2 separate regions of the Mus musculus genome follow, and region 1 is linked to region 2. The links are chromatin loops, found by intact Hi-C in ENCODE. Cell type or tissue: left cerebral cortex. All regions are shown on one strand. Each heading gives the region's core, and the rest is flanking DNA. Links, peaks and the distances in the headings are about the cores only.

Region 1 (9,964 bases), core at 1,255-9,254, 67 kb before region 2:
CTGCTCATCACAGAAAGGAAGGTACCTGGCCTGAGGTCAGGGCCATCCCTCTGTCTGTAGCCTGAGGTAGAGTGATTCCTGAGGGCAGGGAAGAAGTGCAGGAAGGTGGGCTGTGACAGGTTACCACGAAAGCCTTCCCAGGAGACAACTCTTAGAGATTTTTACTGTATAATTTAAAGCTAACTGCTTAGAGATCTGGATAAATATTATGTCCGGACTCCTTGTCTAATATTTACTAACAGCTATTTCTAAATAAATATGGTCCCAGGAATTTTAAATTAATCTTTCTACTCAATTTTTAAAAAGAAATGGAAAATGGTTTATCTTAGAGTTTTAAAAATTGACATAAAACTTACAAAAGAGTACTTTGATTAACAAGTGTCTCATGTGTGATGTATAAGCTGCATAATCTTTGTACTGGTGGACTTGAATGCCAACTAAAGTCTTATTCAAGACACCATCCTAAACTACAACGTAGATGCAATGAAATCATCCACACAGTGTCTTCAGAGGCACACGTGGTAAGTGCCTGCCCAGAACACCACTGTGTCTTGAGTACCAAGCTGTAAGTGGCATCCTACACAGACAGCTTAAGGCAGAGCCAGGCCTCATCACTAGAATGTATGTAGTCTTTTCAAAAGCTGAACTAGAGAAAAAGTTGAAGGCATTGAACCTGCCAGTATTGTTTGCTTGACCTGATACATCAGGACATTGGTGCCTCTTGTACCTTTTGGCAAAAGTCTGTTTTGGGAAGAGGAATTAATGGTGGTCTTTCTAACTTCTCCATGACAGTGAGGAGAGAACATGGCAGAGACCCTGTAAGTCCTGCCACTGTGCCACACGTAGGGATTGGAGCCCGTTAGGTGTCTGGCGAGGGCCGTTGTGACTGTCCCCTTCCACACAGGTGGTTACACTCTGGGAGCTGCTCTTGGGGCTTTCGTTTTTGAAGCTGTGTTGGCACTAATTCTTCCTGGTGATGACTCATAAAACAAATGTTGTTTTTCACATAGTTCCTGAAAGAGAGAGAGGCGCTAATGAAAATGTCATTCTTCGTTTATATAGTACTTGAAAGAAATCTGCAGCGTATTATTTTTAAAATCGCCCTGGGGTTGTCATGGTTTAGTTCATGGAAAAACGTTTTTACTGTGAAGCCTTAATGTGCTTGAGAACTGTGATACATACCTTTGGCCTCTGCTCCATCTCATGCAGAGAGTAAACTGGGGCAGCCATCCTCTCAGAACATGGCCACAGCACCCCTCTGTACAGGCCAAGACTCCAAAAGGGGCTGACTTCACCCCTAATCGTGACTCATGTTCTTGCATTTTCTAGCTCCCTATTATGCCAATATTCCACCTTCTGTTCCCCTTTTCTACAGCATAAATTACTTCCATCTGCATAAAATATGCTGTACCCTTTTATTTACCAGGAAGGGAGCGCCTGTGAACCTTTCTCTCTTCCACAGGGATGAAATGGGTCACAGTAGGCAGAGTGGGTGGAGTTGGATAAAACTAGCTTCCAAGGGCTTGTGCTTTCATAGACAAGCACAAAAGCATGTGATTTGGGGGTGTAAAGCTGATGAGAAAACAGAATGGGGGACAGAGCAAGGGTTTCCATAGGGATTATATATTGCTCAGCAACCCATAATTCCTGGAGGTCAAGTTGGGAGTCCTTATGCAGAATCCCAGAATGCACTGGCACAGTACTTGGATGGACGGGGTGGGGGTGGAGGGACAGAAAGCATGATCACCACAAAAGGCATTGACCAAGAGAGCCACGACAGAAAGTGGGAGGTGGTATTGAAGTATCTCAAAGAGCAGAAAGGGCTGCTTCCTCAGGGAACTGCTCCGGGTGGCAGGGCATCCTACAGCGCTGTGTCGGGGTTACGTCCCTAACCTTGCACGAGACTGGTCATATAGCATTTGCTTTTCAGATTAGGGCTAAAATAAGCTGAGAGGTGTTGATGAGAGCTAGGTTTTCCTGAATGACAGGAAGCGTCAAGGAGGAGAGAATCTGAGCCAAGCAAGAGAGGAAGTGAAGATGTGGGTGGCAAGCATCGGCCTTCAGAGTCCTGGGGAAGGACTGGAGACCTAGTCTGTTGAGCACGGTACTTGAGAACAGGAGCTAGAGAAGGGACCAGTGACAATCAGTGAAAGGTCACCCTGTACATTTGTTCTCCACGGCAGAGCCAGATGTCCTCCCCACTGAGACAGCAGCGTCAGCCCCAGCTCCTGAGCCTCCTGGAGTCCCAAGCCTGAGATGTCTGACCTTTCAGTCTACGCTGCCTTGGAACACCTCTTGGCTTTGGAAATACATGTTCCCTCGGGTTTCCTCATCTTTGGCCTCTCAGACCTTGGTGATCTCTTTCTTCTGATCTCTGATGGAGGGCTTGGTTCAGTCTTGGCCTCATTCTCCTCTGTTTCAGATGAATGCTCTCATCTGGTTTCATGAGGTCAATGGCCTCCAACATTCAACTCTATAAAGACTTACAGAGTTAACATTCACATTCTGCTGCCAACTTCTGTAACTCTAATGAACATCTCCAAATTAATACATCTAAGATTATTCTAACTACCCCTGTACCTTGAAGCCTAGGCCCCTTCAGGCTGCAGTATCTATGCCTCAAAAGCTTAGAAGTTTCCTGGGCCATGGCTCGCTCCCATATCCAGTTCTCCTGTTCATTTGTTAATGCATTCAATAGAAAGCTTTACAAGCCAGGAGACTGTCCTCCAGGATGGGAAACAGCAGCAAACTAAAAGCTCCTGTCGGATGGGGTTCGCCCATTAGCATCTGTTGCTCGAGCAGAGAACCTCTGCACGGTTCCCAGTACGTACATGGCAGTTCACAAGTATTCTTAACTCCAGTCTTCTAGCTGGCAGGAAAAAGGGAAGTGGCACTAGGGCAGATAGCTGCCTCGGGGAAGGACATGAGGAACAGCTGCTGGCCTGAGTGGAGCAGTAGGAAGTGTGAACTGCATTGCTTTTCCTCCATGTGACAAACCCCAGGGGACTGGAACAAAGGGATGACAAAGGGAGCCAGCACAGCCCACTCTGGAGGTATGGTCTGCTCTGGAGGTAGGGTGTGGGGAAGAGATGAAAGACTCCAGCAAAGAAAAGGAAGACACATCAAATGAGAAAAGTAGGGCGGGAGCCAGTGGGTGAACTTACTAGCATGCTTAGCTTATCTTCACACGAAGGGAGATTATAAGCAAGGCACACCTCCAGGTTAGGAGAGATGGAGGTGGATTAATTTCAGCTCCTGGTACACGTGGTGCAGAGGGCATGACATTGGCCCAGATGAGGCAGTGAGTGTGAGAGAAGAGACGTGGGAGGAAGTCCACGCTCACCACAGAGATGGCGTGGAGCCAGGCGAGGACAGGTGTGCAGGGAGAGGTGGCACAATGAGAAGGTAGGTCCTCATATGGGTGCGGTAAAGCTATTCAGAAAGGGTCGCATACCCCACTGAAGCACGAGCTGAGGACTGGCCCCTGCGTTCGTTAGGACCGTTTCCAGGGAAGTGCATAGAGGTCTCACTGGAGCAGGCTGAAGAGAAGGGAAATGAGCAGAATGGATAAAGAGCTTTGCTATAAAGAAAGAACTGGCAAATTTGGAAGAAAAATGGCACTAAAATACCCTTTTTAGAAGCTAGGGAGAAGCAGTATGTAGCTTGGTTGGCAGATTATTTGCCTAGCGTACAAGAAGCCCTGACTTCAATCCCCAGCACCGTATAAACCGGATATGGTGGTACACACCTGTAATCAATGCACTTGCAAGAGGGTATGATGTTCAAGGTTATTCTCAGCCATGGAATGAGTTAAAGACAAGCCAGGGATTCATGGAGCCGTATCAAGAAGAAGAAGAAAGAGGAGGAGGAGGAGGAAGAGGAGGAGGAGGAGGAGGAGGAGGAGGAGGAGGAGGAGGAGGAGAAGGCATCGAGATTGGGGGGCAGGTGGAAAATCTCTGCAAGTCTGTATTCATGCTGATAAAAAGTACAAAGATAAAAACGGGGAGAGTGGAGAAGCAAGCAGAAGTCTTAGAAAAGGGGGGGGAAGGGGTATGAGGGGGCTGATGTCATAGGAATACAGAATTGGCACTTGAACCTGGAGGGAGGCTGGTGGTGTGTGTACAACACCAGACAGTGGCTAGGACAGAAGACTAGAGATCTGTGCTGCCCTGCAGCATGAAGGGCCACCTGAAGCCAGCCCTGTGCTTGTGAGCGTCCCTACGCCTCGGGCTGCTCATGACCTACCTGGCCCGAAATGCCAGTCCTGGCATGTCACTGTCCACTCTCCCACTGCAGGTAGAGCAACTCCTCCCTCAGCCTGCCTTATCAATCCCAGGACTGTGACCTCTTAAAGAGTTCTTGCCCTTCCAGAAACAGGTTAAACCTGTTTGAGTTAGCCTCTGGACTAGCTGCTGCTCTCTGCCTGCATTCTTTGTACCCCTACCTTCCTGAGCCGAATCTTAAAGGTTATCTTAGCACAGCCTTCGGAAGCCTGCCACACCCAAACACTAGTCAGCACATTTTTCTTATCCTGGGAGTATTGTTTTTTCTCATTCATAGTTTGGTTACAGAACCTTCAGCAGTGTCTGATGCATACATAATAGTTGCTTAATAAATATATATTTGTTCATTTATTTACTGTGTGCCTTTGTATGTGTGCTCTGTGGCGATACTGGATATCTCACATGTACACCCAGGGCCTCTCACTGAACCTGGAACTCACAGGTCTGAGTGGATTGGCTGACCAGCAAGCTTCAGGGATCCTGTCCTGTCTTCTCCTTCCCAATGCTGGGATTGCAAGCATTCATTGCTACCACCCCACTTTTCACGTATGCTGGGGACAAACATGTTTGCGTGGCACACACATAACTGACAGATCCATCTCTCACGCTCTCAGTATTTAGAAGCAGTTCGTTTGCCTACAGGAATGGACAAATCACATTGACTGGCTAATAGTAAAAAAGACTTCAGAACTAAACTATAAAACATTTACTGGTTTGTTTTCACCTACGTTGGGGGAAGAAAGGAAGGAAAATCACATTTGAAGAAACTGAATATAGCAAGCATCCCACTGGGGGGGGGGTTGTAGTTGTCAAGGCCGATATTAAAAACAAAACCCTTTCAAATTACATGATAGCAGCTATGTTTCCTGACTCTCAGCTGAGTCACTATTTATTTTATAAGGAATTTAGCATCCTTGGAAGAATACTTGTTTTATCAGCTTTGTAAAAACAGGCTGGGATGGGGACCAACTCTAAATAGAGGGGGAAATATTAAGCAATGTACAGTAGTATCAAATTTAAAATTAATGTGATGTTATAGTTAACTTTCTTACTCCTTAGGAAAACTATTGGGATTTGCACATCAGAACTGATTTTCATGGTGACAAAAGTTGATTGGCTTGTTTTATTAACTTCTAGATTCCAGAAGACTCCTTCAGCTCAGCAGTAGCCCTCCTCCATCGCTTGGCTTCAGTTTCCATGGACTAGCAAGTTCCATGGGCTTCCCACTGCCCTACATTTCCTTAGTTAATGTGATAATCTACTCATACCACAGATTTCTGTCTCTGACATTTCTCTCCAGGGACCCTTGCTTAACATATGCTTCAAACCTTTCTTGTCGGTTTACATAACTCAAGCTGCTTACACATTTTTATTTTAAAAGCATTTCTCGACTGACTGCACCAAGCAGGGAAAAGCTTTCGGCTCTTTAGGACTGTGAGATGAGGAGTTGAAGGAATTTCCTTTCAGAGCTCCTTCTGGGGGTCCCCCTGTAGCATGCACCGGATAGGTACTGCCTTGCTAGTGCTGTGTTTAAGCCACAGGCCACCTTCTTCCAACTTCTCTGCTGCCCACCCTCATGCCCTTGCCTGTTATCTGTCACCATAGTGTTGAGGGGGTCACAGTAACTTTGCTTCGGACCGCTCCTAGTTTTCAACTGCCTCAGACTGCCTCCGACGGTGCCAGCTGAGGTGCTGAGTAACTGCATGACTCAAAAGAACCAAATGTGGGTCTCACAGACAGTAAGTCCGGCGTGTACTCTCTTACTGTTCTCCCCCTCCCAGAATGCTGAATAAGTTCTGCTGAGCTTTGGATACCCAAATCCTATGCTCTCAAGGAGCATTCTAGAAGACCATTAAACAGAAAAATTAGGTATTTCTTAATGCTGTCTTCAAATCGTTAAGATTTACGCTTTGCTCTATTTGACAACCCTACCCGAAAGTTGCTTAATGAGAAAAGTTTTAAAAGTTGAGACTTTTGGGAGGAACTACAGTGTGATGGATAGTAAGTCCTTACTTTTGTTTGTTAAAGGAAAGTAACGGTTCGCTCGGCAATTCCATCTTAACAGACTTACTATTGTTCACAAGACTTTTTTTTTTTCTTTAACAAACTTGTAAAACACATTTTATGCCTTGGGTTAGGAGTTGGGTAATTCAAAGTATATATTCATAAACTGGATTAACCATGCACGCAACAAAAGGCAAGCCTCAGATCTCTTGCCTGCTCAAGCCAGCCTCTTCTGCACTGATGGTTTCTAATATTGTTCTTAGATGGCTGCCAAAAGCCTGGGCCCTGCCAACCTTTCTCACCCTGCCGCTGCCCACGTACCAAGTACCTGCAGCCCTGTGTTGACTACCAGATCTGTATCTTGAAAGCTGTTTCTCCGGAGTCCAGGATTCCTGTGCCTGCTCACATTCCGTCCACTGCGCGTCTTGAGCGCCACAGAGGAGATCTGTACAGATGGAGCTCAGGGCTAACCCCAACCTCCACAACAGACCCTCAGCCAAACCTGCCCCTCGTCCCCGACATCTTGCCACCTTCAATGTCACGTACATACTGGATTGGTTCTGCAAGCCTGAGAGCTGTTCTAGTTGCCTCCTTTCCCTCAGCCATCCTTCCTGTAGAGATTCCAGTTTCCTGGGCTCTCTTGCCCAGGAAAAGAGAGCGTGAACCCTGACCAGCTTCATGCCTTCCCATCAACCATCTCAAATAGCTCCTTCTATTCAGCCACTTCTATGTCCATCCTTCCTATTTTGCCAGAGCATTCCTTCTAAACTCTGGCCACTTCATCTCCTTTTGTTTTAAACACTTCCTCTAGAGGGGTGGGGTGGCTCAGTGGATAAGAGCATTTTCCGTATAAAGGTGGGGGCTTGAGTTGAAATCTTCAGCACGTATGTAGACGTTGGGCATGGCTAAGCATGCCTGCAGCCCTAACACTGAGGGGTGGAGCCGAGAGGATCCGGGCCATCCAGCTTAGCCAAAACAGTGAACATCGAGTTCATTGAGAGACCCTAGCTCAAGGGAATACAGTGGCGATCAATAGAGGAAGGTGGCAAAGTCCAGCTTTGACCTCCATATGTATACTCTCGGCACAAGTATCCCAACACGTGTGCATATTCCACATACACTACACACTACAAAAACGAAACAACAACAAAAATAACCACTACTTCCTTTAAAGTAAAAATTCTTTACTAAGATAGTCAGAGACTCTTCCTGACCCCCCTTTGTTCTGGGCCCATTTCCCAGTCTCAAAGGCACGTTACCTTCATAGCACAGCACTGAATGCAACATTCCTGTGCACAACCTATCCCAGCCCCCATGAGCTTCTTTTTTTTTTTTTTTTTTTTTTTTTCAGTTTTTCAAGACAGGTTTTTCTCTGTGTCCTGGAACTCACTCTATAGACCAGGCTGGTCTCAAACATAGAAATCTGCCTGCCTCTGCCTCCCAAGTGCTGGGATTAAAGGCGTGCACCACCACGCCCGGCGGAGGTCAACTGTTTTAAAGACTGTAACCATACCAAGGGTCAGCAACACAAAGTGAAAGTTTTCCGGGAGTCTCCTCACTCCAGCCTAGGCTAACACAGGACTAACTGGCCGGCCTTTGTATCTGCACACATAGTTCCACTATCAGCTCATCAGTCACCCTGGAGCTTGCCTGAGATGAAGCCTAGGGGGTCACTGTCATAGTTCCTGCTACCGTCTATGTCTCCTCAGTGCCTGAGCATTATTTTTAAAAGAGAAGTCACAACCTATTAAAAACTATTGTCCAGTTTCCTCCTTTGCAGTAAAGCTGAGGACTAACCCTGACCCCATTTCTAATTGAATCCTAAGGAGAACACGTTCCCCTCCACTCCTAGACTATTGCCACCACTTCCCTGGGGCCTGATCAGTTAGAACTTGGTGCCCTGCTCTGAAAGTTGTTCATGGCCCCACTTGCCAGTTCCATTAGTTATTTCATCTCTCCATGTGTAACCCACTTAAGTGCCTGGAATTTAACTCTAACTGCCTAACCGTGTAAGACACTTCTAACCTTCACTAAAATTAACTTGAATGTACCACATTATAAGGAATTATAGACATTTAGCACCAAGAGTTCTTCTACTAATCGTAGCCGTAAGGGTTTGGGCACAAAAGACCCTTGAGCCTGTTTTAGATGAAGCGCTGAAGCTATCCATGGTCTTAGCCCAGGACAGGCATCATATCCCAGCCTTTACCTAGAACCTCAAACAAAGCCAGCCTCCTGAGTGAGGAGCTAGAAATGAAGACTTCTTTCTTGGGGGAGAGAGGAAGGTTGAGGCGAGGTCTCTTTAAGTTGGCCTAACACTGATGTGAGGCTAAGGGTCACCTCAAACTCAGTCCCCTTGGCTTCACCTCTGAGGTGCTAGGATCACCGGCTTTTAGTACCACGCCCAGCTTGGGATTATTGCTCATCACTGAATAGAGATTTAAAAGTCTTGTATATCAATGAACAAAAGTTCACACACATCAAGGACACGGTTGGGGCAGTGGGATCAGGTAGACAGTCTTACAGCAAAGGAAATATCCTAAAATAACTTCAGATGTTTATTTAATTAATTGTATGTAAAAACTGCACTTCAAACAAAGACCAAGGATACAAATACTTACGCCTTTGCTAGCTCCACTGATATTTGTTCCAAAGAGCATCCCTTAGTCTCAGGTATAAACAGAACAACAAAAGCCAGCGATGCCAGACTCATGATTGTGTATATGAAGCATACCCATGACAAACCAATAAGATCTATAAAGGACAAAAGAGAGTGATTAGAAACGTATTCTGTGCTACATTGATCTCATTTCTGAGCATCACTTCTCAGAGCCTATGGAAAGCCATGTGTATCCTTGTGCATGGTAAAACTCTCCACGGAAGTGAGATTTACAAATTCAGAAGAGGGCCAGGTTCATTTTGTTTTATAGTACCCCCCTCCCCCAGCCCTCTCAAGTAAAATACAAAGAGCTGTCTTAACAACTTGTTAACTGCCGAAATCCAAAGGCTTATTGCCAAGGAAAAGAAGACTCATATCTCTTAAATCACTCTCATCCATGATTGAAAACTTGATCTTTGAAAATACATAGAGATCTTTAGACATCTCAAGTAGAATATTTTTGATCAGTCCAGGACTTAAAAATGAATTAGATCTGGTTGTGTATAATAGCTTGTGCCTATAATACCAGCTGAGAGAGGATGCTTACACAAGAGGATTGCCATGAGTTCAGGCCAGACTCTACTACATAGTCAGTTCCCAGAAAGACAACTACCACTGGGGAAAAAAAAGAATCTGTTTTCCCAGGATTCATGCTAAAAAAAAAAAATCTATTCAAGAGTCTGCCTTGTCCTTAGCTCATCTAGGATATCAACTAGTCTTCCTGCAAAGATTCAGGCCATTTGTTGCCATTTTTAGTCCTCTCTCTGTCTCTGTCTGTCTCTGTCTCCATCTCTGTCTCTGTCTGTCTGACTCTGTCTCTGTCTTTCTCTGTCTCTCTGTCTCTGTCTCGTGTGTGTGTGTGTGTGTGTGTGTGTGTGTGTGTGTGTGTGTGTGTGAGAGAGAGAGAGAGAGAGAGAGAGAGAGAATCTCAGTGGTAAGTTTTGAAGAGCACTGGTGAACCACATTGTTACTTCAGTATTTTGAGAACTAACGCACAAAGTTTCAAGCATTTATCTTG
Region 2 (9,964 bases), core at 1,350-9,349:
GATAAATATAGAAAAAGGGAAAATAATAGTAAGGATTGCTAAAACAGTCATGAAGAATAATACTGTTAACTACTACCTAAAATACCTATAAGACAGGTAAGTTGCTATATAAATATGGATATATAATTTAAAGAAATTTTGCCATCTGAGTTGATAATGCTCCATTAAAGAGCCAAAACCAGCTAACAAAACCCCCAACACCCAGTCGTAAGACTCTCTCTTTCTCTCTCTCTCTCTCTCTCTCTCTCTCTCTCTCTCTCTCTCTCTCTCTCTCTCTCACTGTGTGTGTGTGTGTGTGTGTGTGTGTGTGTGTGTGTGTGTGTGTATGTGTGTGTATGTGACGGTTGGCTGCCACCCAGAGGTGGAAGCTAGAGTGTAGGTCCTTATTGCTGAAGACTCCACGCACTTCAGACACAAGGCCCAGGAGCCACTGGATCTGACCTAAAAGCCTTCTCCCAGAGGACTAGCTCTCACAGTACCAGAAGGTGTATGCAAACTTCCAAAAAAGAAAAGCAGACAATAGTCCTACCCAGCTACGATGCCTATGAACCGTAACAACAATCAGCACGGCATGATAGCTCTAACTGGCACCCATACTTTGGCAGTAACCAGTTGCTCTCTAATTGAACATGAGACCTGCTCAGCAAGGAGAAAATGCCTGGGACTGGACACCTAGCCTACTACACTGGGCTAGTGAAGTCACGGATCTTAGACGAGAACCTACAACCACCACTTTACTAAACCAGCATAACCCCTAACTACACTCGAAATGCTCGTCCTTATACCCACCGATGAATACACTCCTCACCCCTCACCAAAGGAACGTTTCTTTGCAATAGACGGAGACCATTACAGAAAACCACAACCAGTCAAAATGCAGAGTTATGGAGCTTAGTCCCAACGGGTACATCTACAGTAGTTTTTACACCAGAAAGATTGCAAAACCCTGAAAAACTGTGAGGTTGTGTCTTCTAGGAACGTCACAAGCTATACCCATAAAATCTCACCAACACGACTAAACACGAGCTGATGAACAGACATCTACCGTGGATGAGAGAAAGCCCAAGAGGCCCCCACCTCCACAAGGAACTACAGGCAACTAAGGAGTGCGGAGAGCGGGAGACACAGTCTTCTTCAGGGGAAAGCACATCAGTTGGTTATCCCATACCAGTCAGCCCTGAAAACATATATACACGTAATTATACAGGCAAGCAGGTTCTGTATAGAAAGTTAGAGTATACATATATGTTATATACATCATATGTACATATAATAACAATTAATGAGAAATGAGCCTGTGAATTTGAAAAAGAGCAAGGAGAAGTAAATGGGAGGGTTTGGAAGGTAGACAAAGAAATGGGGAAAATGATGTAATTATACTATACTCTCAAAAAATAAATGATTTTTAAATGAAAATATGTATATACACACAAATGCACACACATACACATACTTTTTTTTTCTATGTATTTCCTTTTAATTCCAGTGCTTCAGAAATAGAGATCCCTAGTGCTTGCTGGCCAGACAGCCTAGCCTAAACAGTGGGTATAAATATAGGCTTTGTCTTAGAAAATACTTTGCTGGGCTGGAGAGATGGCTCAGCAGTTAAGAGCATTGACTGCTCTTCCAGAGGTCCTGGGTTCAATTCCCAGCAACCACATGGTAGCTCACAACCACCTGTAATGGGATCTGATGCACTCTTCTGGTGTGTCTGAAGACAGTGACAGTGTACTCATATAAAATAAGTAAATAAATAAATAAATCTTTAAAAAAAAAAAAGAAAAAGAAAGGAAAAGAAAAATACTTTGTCTTAGAATGGATAGCTTTTAAAGAGCAATACCTGAGGTGGACATTTGCACTCCACATGTGCATGCACACACACACACACACACACACACACTCACACAGAGACACATAGACATGCACACGCAGACACAGACACACATATAGACACGCACACAGACACACCCACACACAGACATACACCCACACACTCACACAAACACAAACACACACAGACACACACAGAGAGACACACTCACACAGGGCAGGTTAACAAAAGAAAAGTAAAGCAAATTAATTTAACCAAATTTTGCATGACAAATGTTTTCAGAAATGAGAACCCCTGTTAGCGTTTTGTTTGTTTGTTTTTGTTTTTGTTTGTCTAGGCTCCACCCCACAGTTACCTGGCAACAGCCAGGTGTGCCTGACTCACTATGAAAGGGGCTGCTTGCCCCCTCATCTCTTTCTTGCTCTTTGCCTTCCTGTTCCCTCTCTGTCCCCTCTCCCCTTTCCCCCTCTCTCCCCACTCCCTCCCCTCTCCCTTTCCTTCCCCACCCCCACCCCCTGCACATGCTCATGGCTGGCTGGCTTCTCTCTCTCTCTCTCTCTCTCTCTCTCTCTCTCCCTCCCTCTCTCTCTCTCTCCCTCCCTCCCCCCTACCCTCTTAACTCCCCTTCGCATGCCTATTCTATTCTACACTATACCATCATGTGGCTCGTCCCTCAGGGGAAGGGATGCCTCAGCATGGGCTTCCCCCACACCTCACCACACGCCCACCAAAACATAGCCCCTCCTCTCTTTATCTTTTTATAAACACATAACCCTCAAGTTACACACAGAGCTGCACATGGGAAATCCCAGCAGTCAGGACTAGGAGAGGAAGAATCCCAAGCTCCAGGTTAGCCTAAGTCACATAGTGAGACCCTGTCCCAAAGGGGAAAGAAAGAGAAAGGAGGAAGGGATGGGGGAGGGGAAGAAAGGGAAAAGGAAGAGAATAGGGAACCCCAAGACACAGGAAGGCTGGTTTTATTTTTTTTATTCTAGGAAAGCCAGGGTGAAATGGGGGTTATTTTATTTGTTTTTGTATTTTTGTTTTTGTTTTTGTTTTGTTTTGTTTAAGCAGAGACAGCTGTGTAGACAATGTGTTTGGAACAAAAGCAACATATTCAAATATAACAGACTGTGTATGTACCCAATCCAGTTAAGGACAGGACTTGAGGTTTATTCTTGTGACTTTTTAAAAATGTGGCCATGGACTATTTTGGAGCTGACTGGGTGCATCAAGCTGGAAAATATTGGCTTTCTTTTTACTCTGTTCTTTTTCCCTTCCTCTTATTTTATGCACTGGGGATTGAAGCTAAGGCCTCATTCACGCTTCACATGGAACATAGCTCTACCTCTGAGCTGAATTCCCAATCTTCTTTCTCACTGTTTGAGGCACGGGCTCATTAAGTTGCCCAGGCAAGTCTGGAACTTGTAATCCTCGTGCCTCAGCCTCTTTCATAGTAGTCTATGTCACTTCTGTGGGTTAAGTTTGCCTTCTTGGGCATACTTGTATATACATAGCTATTTCCAGCCCCCTCCCCGTTCTGCGCCCATAACTCCAACCCTTGTGGCGCATGCTCCACCTCATCATTCCTGAAGCAGAGAAGAGTACAAGGCTAAGAAGTGGATGATGGCTCTCCATGTGGACCTGCCTTGTTTGTGGCTCCAGGCCATGTCAGGGTGGAACACTTATACAGAAGGAACTGCCACAGAAACACTGCTCTGAAAGAGAGTCAAAGGTTCAGGCCAACCACAAAGGGAAGAACACCAGAGAGGTATACCAGACAATTCCTCAGTCCTGCAAATTTTAGGATGCTTGATAGTTCCATAGCATTTTATTGAAATATTCACTTTCATACTTAATTTTGAATTATTATTTGTGCTATATATGAGCAATACATGTTATCAACTTCAGGCCCTAAAAACTTGGATCTGCCCCCTTGAATATGTTTTGAAAACATGGGTTTTTTTTCCAGACGACTCTGCCTGCTAGAAACCTCTTGGGTCAACTTGCAAATCCTCCCTGCCACGCTCTAAATCCAGGCTGCCTTACCACCTCCCACATGACAGCCAACCACACAGCACAGGACTTCTCTGCCTCAACAGATCCCGTATTGCAGCCAAGAAGGGTTTAGTCTAAATCTAGATGTCTTGTTTCATTTGAGACAAGATCTTGGTATGTAGCTGTGGCTTGCCTGCAGCTCATAGGTAGACCTGGCTGGGGTTTAGTGGCCTCACCTATTTCGGCTTCTGCCTCCTGGGTACTGGGATTCTAGACATGAACCATCATGGAGGGCTTAAAATCAAAATACTTAATTTTAAAACCTTTCACCGTGGCAGGAGAGATGGCTCAGCCATTAGAGTATAGGCTTACCACAACCTCTCATCAGAACCTTCCACTATGTCATCATGGCCCGGTATGAGCTGGTCTTGCAGACTCAGATCTTTCTGGTTTAGCTCTGCAATCTAGTTGCACCCTGGACTCCGCTGAGCAAGCCCACGCCTCTCTGCTCAGCCCTCTCCCCCGCAGATGTTCTCCTCTTATTACTTACTGAGTCTCCCATTTGCTTCCACCTCTTCCAGTAAAACTGAACAAACCAAGGCAAAGATATTCTGTGGGCAGAGAGGCAAAGCGAGAGCTGGAAGTACTTTTTTCAGGTTATTTCCCCCTGAAGAAAGTTTCAGCGTAGGTGTGTCAGTCAGAGCTAGTCGGACCTTGAAGCAGAAGGGAAGTCAACACAGGAATTAGAGGATTTATAATATACTATTGTAAGGTCTGAAAACTCAGATTACAAGCATTTGGGATCATGTCTCAGGACAATGTAGAGCTGACACATCAGCTGAGCTCCTACATCTAAGCTGCCAAGTAGAGCACTGAGGACAGGACATGTCACCTCAGCCAGGCGCCCCCCCCCCCCCACACACACACACAGCAGTTGAGAGATAGAAACAGGAAGCTTACAAGTTTGAGGTCAATCTGGGCTACGGAGACTGTCTGCCCCTAAAAAAAATGAAGAAAGGCAGATAAGAGGGAGGGAGCTAGCGCTCTGTGGTGGAGGCAAATGGATCTACTGATCCATTCAGGGTCAGGGCTTCTGTTACATAGCACAGGGTAGAGGGGAGGTAAGATGCCTACTACGCAAGCATAAAGACATGAGTTCAAGTTCCTAGCATACATGTAAAAGCGGTGTAGTCAACTCACATCTGTGACCATGGTATGGGGAGACAGAGCTAGCCAGATTTCTGTGTTTTACTCACCAACAAGTATAGCCAAAAATGGACTCTCCTGATAAAACAAGAGACTATGTCTTGAAAAATTAAGGTGGAAAGTGACAGGCCATACAGATACACACACACACACACCACAAACACACACACCACACCCCATACCACAAGGAAGGGAGGGAGGGAGGGAGGGAATATAAATTTATCATTTTATTTCAGGTCCAGGACTAGACAATCTCTGCATCCAAAACTTTGTTCATGAGAAGCTATCTGTGCTGGAGCCCATGTCTGTTCGATCCTGGAGGCTAGCAGAAGCTCCCCTGTTGTTGACCATATGTTCCCTTATGTGGGTGCATCTAATTGGTACCTGGAAACCCATAGCAAGGAAACCTGGATGTGTAGATTTCTATACTTCTCAGTGGGTTGGAGGGGAGAATGGAGGTGACCAGGGACACTGTACTGTATCTGTTACATTGGTGAGTATTTGGGTCAATAGAGTGTTTGGTGTGGGGTCTAGAGCCAGGGTCATGGAAGGTCCAAGCTTGTGGAAGCTAGAGTTACTGTAGCCAGAAGACACACAGATTATGAGGAGTCAGGTCTGGGAAGATGGCCCTGTTAGCAAAGTATCTGCTGTGTGAGTATGAAGACCAGAATCTGGACCCTCAGAAACCATGGAAACGCTGGATGAGTTTACTGATTCGTCTGTTATTACGGCTTGGGGGTGAAGATGGCATCCTAAGGCAAGCTAGCCAGTCTATCCTGCCAAGCTGGGCTCAGTGAGACACCCTGCCTCAAGGAATAAGGTGAAGAGTGACTGAGAAAGATCCTCATGTCAATCTTGGGCTTCCACATGCATATGCACACATGGGTACCCACATACATGTGAACATGCATATGTACATGGGTGTATATAACGTACGCATGCATATGCAGCACAGGAAATGTGAAGGTGACCGAGGAGACAATGGGAGGAAGCTGCAACTCTGTGGTCCCATGACCATGATGTTGGTTTGGGGTTTCCCTGAGGCCCAGCTGTATTTTATACTTTCTGGTACTTGGAATGGAATGGGTAGGTGACACATTCTTTTTCTCTCCTAGTTGATCCCTTCCTGTGCGCATTTTTCAGGTACCGTAGCCATCACTAGCCTCCTGTCTTCCAGGGTGGGTCATCCATCCCTTTTCTCAGCTCCCAGGGCTGTATTACCAACCGGAGTCCAGAGGAGAGTGGTATAATAACTCACCATTCTGTTTCCACCATTAATAGTCTCTAGGCAGCCTCTAATAGTATTGAGGTAAGGTCATGACCACCTTGTTCACATTCCTCCAGGGTGTCTGAAATTTTGAGTTGCTCACTAACTATTTGTTGAACCCTGTCCAGAAGAACAGGATGAAGAGGAGAGGACTCACACCATGAAACCCTACCTTGACCTTGTGTGGAGTCATTACCAGGTCGTTTGAAGATTCTGGGACTTGGTTTTCATAATGCCTATACCACTGGTAGCTCTGGGGCCTCTTTATGCTCCAGATTCCTCCCCATCTCTATAATGGGATAATAATGATGCCCATCCATCTCACGGACTTCGCAAAAGGATTAACTTAGCTAATGCAGAAGCAGGATTTAAGCCAATATTTGAACATAGTGCTCCCCAGTAAATGATAGCTGCTATTACTGCCAAGAGTTCCACTGATGCAGAAAGCCACATTAAGAAAGAACCAATCAAGGGTAAGATGACATAAATTCTAATGTTTTATCTTTATTTTTGGACTTTTAGAAAATGAAATGATCTCTATAAATTCAGTTTACTCAGCTCTAAGACAAGGAGACATATATTGACTTTGGGTAAAGGGCCTAGATGTTTGCCCAAAGCCAAGTGCCCTCATTTTGGCAATATTCCTATAACATTCTTCTGGGAAATAGCAATTTTCCGGGCCTGCCAATGAACTTATACTTTGCTTTAGCCAAGGGGCAGGCTTGCAACAGCCTGCCAGCTAGCATACACCATCCCCTAGTCAACAGATGTAGGCTTGCAACAGCCTGCAGTGATAACTGGATAATGTAGCCTGGAACCTGGGGCTGAGCCCAAGCATGAATGGAAAGTCTGATCTTGTTTTCTTTCTGTTAAGGTAGCCTTAGAGGCTACTTTGTATCCCAACTCCCCCACCCCCCCACTTCCCATCCCCACCCCCACCCCCTAGTAAACATCAGCAGAACTGCTTTGTAAGGCTTAGTCAAAAGAACAGAATATGCCTGGTCTTGGGTAGAGACATGGCCCTCTGACCTGCTCCAAATATTACAAAATTTCATACTGTCATCTCATCACTCAAGGGTAGCTTGGGTTAGAGAGCCAGCTTAGTGATCAAGAGCCCTTACTGCTCTTGCAGAGGACTTGGGCTCTGTTCCTAGTACCTACTCCGGTTCCAATGAATCTGAGGTCCTTCTCCAGCATCCACGTGTAACTCACACACACCATGTGCAGCGTATATGCCAGGGAAAAAAAAACTCGTTTGCATAAAATAAAAATACTTAATCCAAAGGTTGTTACATCTAAAGAAAGCTAACAAAAGGAAAGGAGTAATTACCCTTTAATGAGACAATGTATCTTTTCTGAAACTTCCCTCAGCCCAGTCACTTACAAAGCCACCTTGGTGCAGCTCCTCCAAGTCTGTCTTAACTAAGGGCATACCATTTACTTCTTTTCTGTCTTTCTTTTAGATCCTAGCTAAAGCCTACTGGTTTTTGCCACATAGCTGCTAGCTATCCTGTGACTGCTTGCTAAGCCTCTGCTGCTAAACATGCTAGCCTAACTCATACACCACAAGACTCTTTCTTTTCATCTTTTTCATCTCCTCTGAGCAGCTCACCCTCTCTGTTGCTTTCTCTCAAATGCTAATAAAATTGCCCTTGGGTATCCTAATGAGTCTGTTTTTAAAATCTCTTATGAATAAGATTAAGATCCCAAGGGGAGTCCCCAGTTTCCATGGTAACACATAAACAGCCTACATGGAGCTCCCAAAAGTTCCTGGTAACACTCTAAGATGCTACATAGCTATTCCTTTTTTTTTTTTTTCATGTGCACACACATACACACTCACACCTCCGTGACAAGAACATGGAAGAGTACATATTTTTTTTTCCATTTTTTATTAGGTATTTAGCTCATTTACATTTCAAATGCTATACCAAAAGTCCCCCATATCCACCCACCCCCACTCCCCTGGCCACCCACTCCCCCTTTTTGGCCCTGGCGTTCCCCTGTACTGGGGCATATAAAGTTTGCAAGTCCAATGGGCCTCTCTTTCCAGTGATGGCCGACTAGGCCATCTTTTGATATATATGCAGCTAGAGTCAAGAGCTCCGGGGTACTGGTTAGTTCATAATGTTGTTCCACCTATAGGGTTGCAGATCCCTTTAGCTCCTTGGTTACTTTCTCTAGCTCCTCCATTGGGAGCCCTATGATCCATCCATTAGCTGACTGTGAGCATCCACTTCTGTGTTTGCTAGGCCCCGGCATAGTCTCACAAGAGACAGCTACATCTGGGTCCTTTCAATAAAATCTTGCTAGTGTATGCAATGGTGTCAGCGTTTGGATGCTGATTATGGGGTGGATCCCTGGATATGGCAGTCTCTACATGGTCCATCCTTTCATCTCAGCTCCAAACTTTGTCTCTGTAACTCCTTCCATGGGTGTTTTGTTCCCAAATCTAAGGAGGGGCATAGTGACCACACTTCAGTCTTCATTCTTCTTGAGTTTCATGTGTTTAGCAAATTATATCTTATATCTTGGGTATCCTAGGTTTGGGGCTAATATCCACTTATCAGTGAGTACATATTGTGTGAGTTTCTTTGTGAATGTGTTACCTCACTCAGGATGATGCCCTCCAGGTCCATCCATTTGGCTAGGAATTTCATAAATTCATTCTTTTTAATAGCTGAGTAGTACTCCATTGTGTAGATGTACCACATCTTCTGTATCCATTCCTCTGTTGAGGGGCATCTAGGTTCTTTCCAGCTTCTGGCTATTATAATTAAGGCTGCTATGAACATAGTGGAGCATGTGTCCTTCTTACCAGTTGGGGCATCTTCTGGATATATGCCCAGGAGAGGTATTGCTGGATCCTCCGGTAGTACTATGTCCAGTTTTCTGAGGAACCGCCAGACTGATTTCCAGAGTGGTTGTACAAGCCTGCACTCCCACCAACAATGGAGGAGTGATCCTCTTTCTCCACATCCATGCCAGCATCTGCTGTCACCTGAATTTTTGATCTTAGCCATTCTGACTGGTGTGAGGTGGAATCTCAGGGTTGTTTTGATTTGCATTTCCCTGATGATTAAGGATGTTGAACATTTTTTCAGGTGCTTCTCTGCCATTCGGTATTCCTCAGGTGAGAATTCTTTGTTCAGTTCTGAGCCCCATTTTTTAATGGGGTTATTTGATTTTCTGAAGTCCACCTTCTTGAGTTCTTTATATATGTTGGATATTAGTCCCCTATCTGATTTAGGATAGGTAAAGATCCTTTCCCAATCTGTTGGTGGTCTTTTTGTCTTATTGATGGTGTCTTTTGCCTTGCAGAAACTTTGGAGTTTCATTAGGTCCCATTTGTCAATTCTCGATCTTACAGCACAAGCCATTGCTGTTCTGTTCAGGAATTTTTCCCCTGTGCCCATATCTTCAAGGCTTTTCCCCACTTTCTCCCCTATAAGTTTCAGTGTCTCTGGTTTTATGTGAAGTTCCTTGATCCACTTAGATTTGACCTTAGTACAAGGAGATAAGTATGGATCGATTCGCATTCTTCTACACGATAACAGCCAGTTGTGCCAGCACCAATTGTTGAAAATGCTGTCTTTCTTCCACTGGATGGTTTTAGCTCCCTTGTCGAAGATCAAGTGACCATAGGTGTGTGGGTTCATTTC

What was found. Peaks named below come from ENCODE experiments on the same cell type or tissue, not always from the same donor. Only the 100,000 strongest peaks of a DNase experiment are listed, where the experiment ranks them.
Region 1: a loop joins it to region 2, with 11 times the contacts of the local background. A loop is called at or near these places in 4 of 42 quality-filtered maps.

Annotation. Positions count from the first base shown.
Region 1 is chr10:22,693,071-22,703,034 of GRCm38, reverse strand. Slc2a12 (solute carrier family 2 (facilitated glucose transporter), member 12) reads right to left here. Exons shown (of 5, transcript NM_178934.4): 4 at 8,909-9,041; 5 at 1-1,013. The coding sequence ends at 860. Among named protein-coding and RNA genes, the nearest start is that of Mir7663, 31 kb to the left of the region's middle. In left cerebral cortex, for the core only: no CTCF peak of the experiment used is centred there; DNase peaks (open chromatin) are centred at 3,086, 4,257, 5,626, 5,944 and 2 more places; H3K27ac peaks cover 2,887 bases.
Region 2 is chr10:22,626,124-22,636,087 of GRCm38, reverse strand. No RefSeq gene overlaps it. Among named protein-coding and RNA genes, the nearest start is that of Slc2a12, 14 kb to the left of the region's middle. In left cerebral cortex, for the core only: no CTCF peak of the experiment used is centred there; DNase peaks (open chromatin) are centred at 3,295, 3,903 and 4,387; H3K27ac peaks cover 1,077 bases.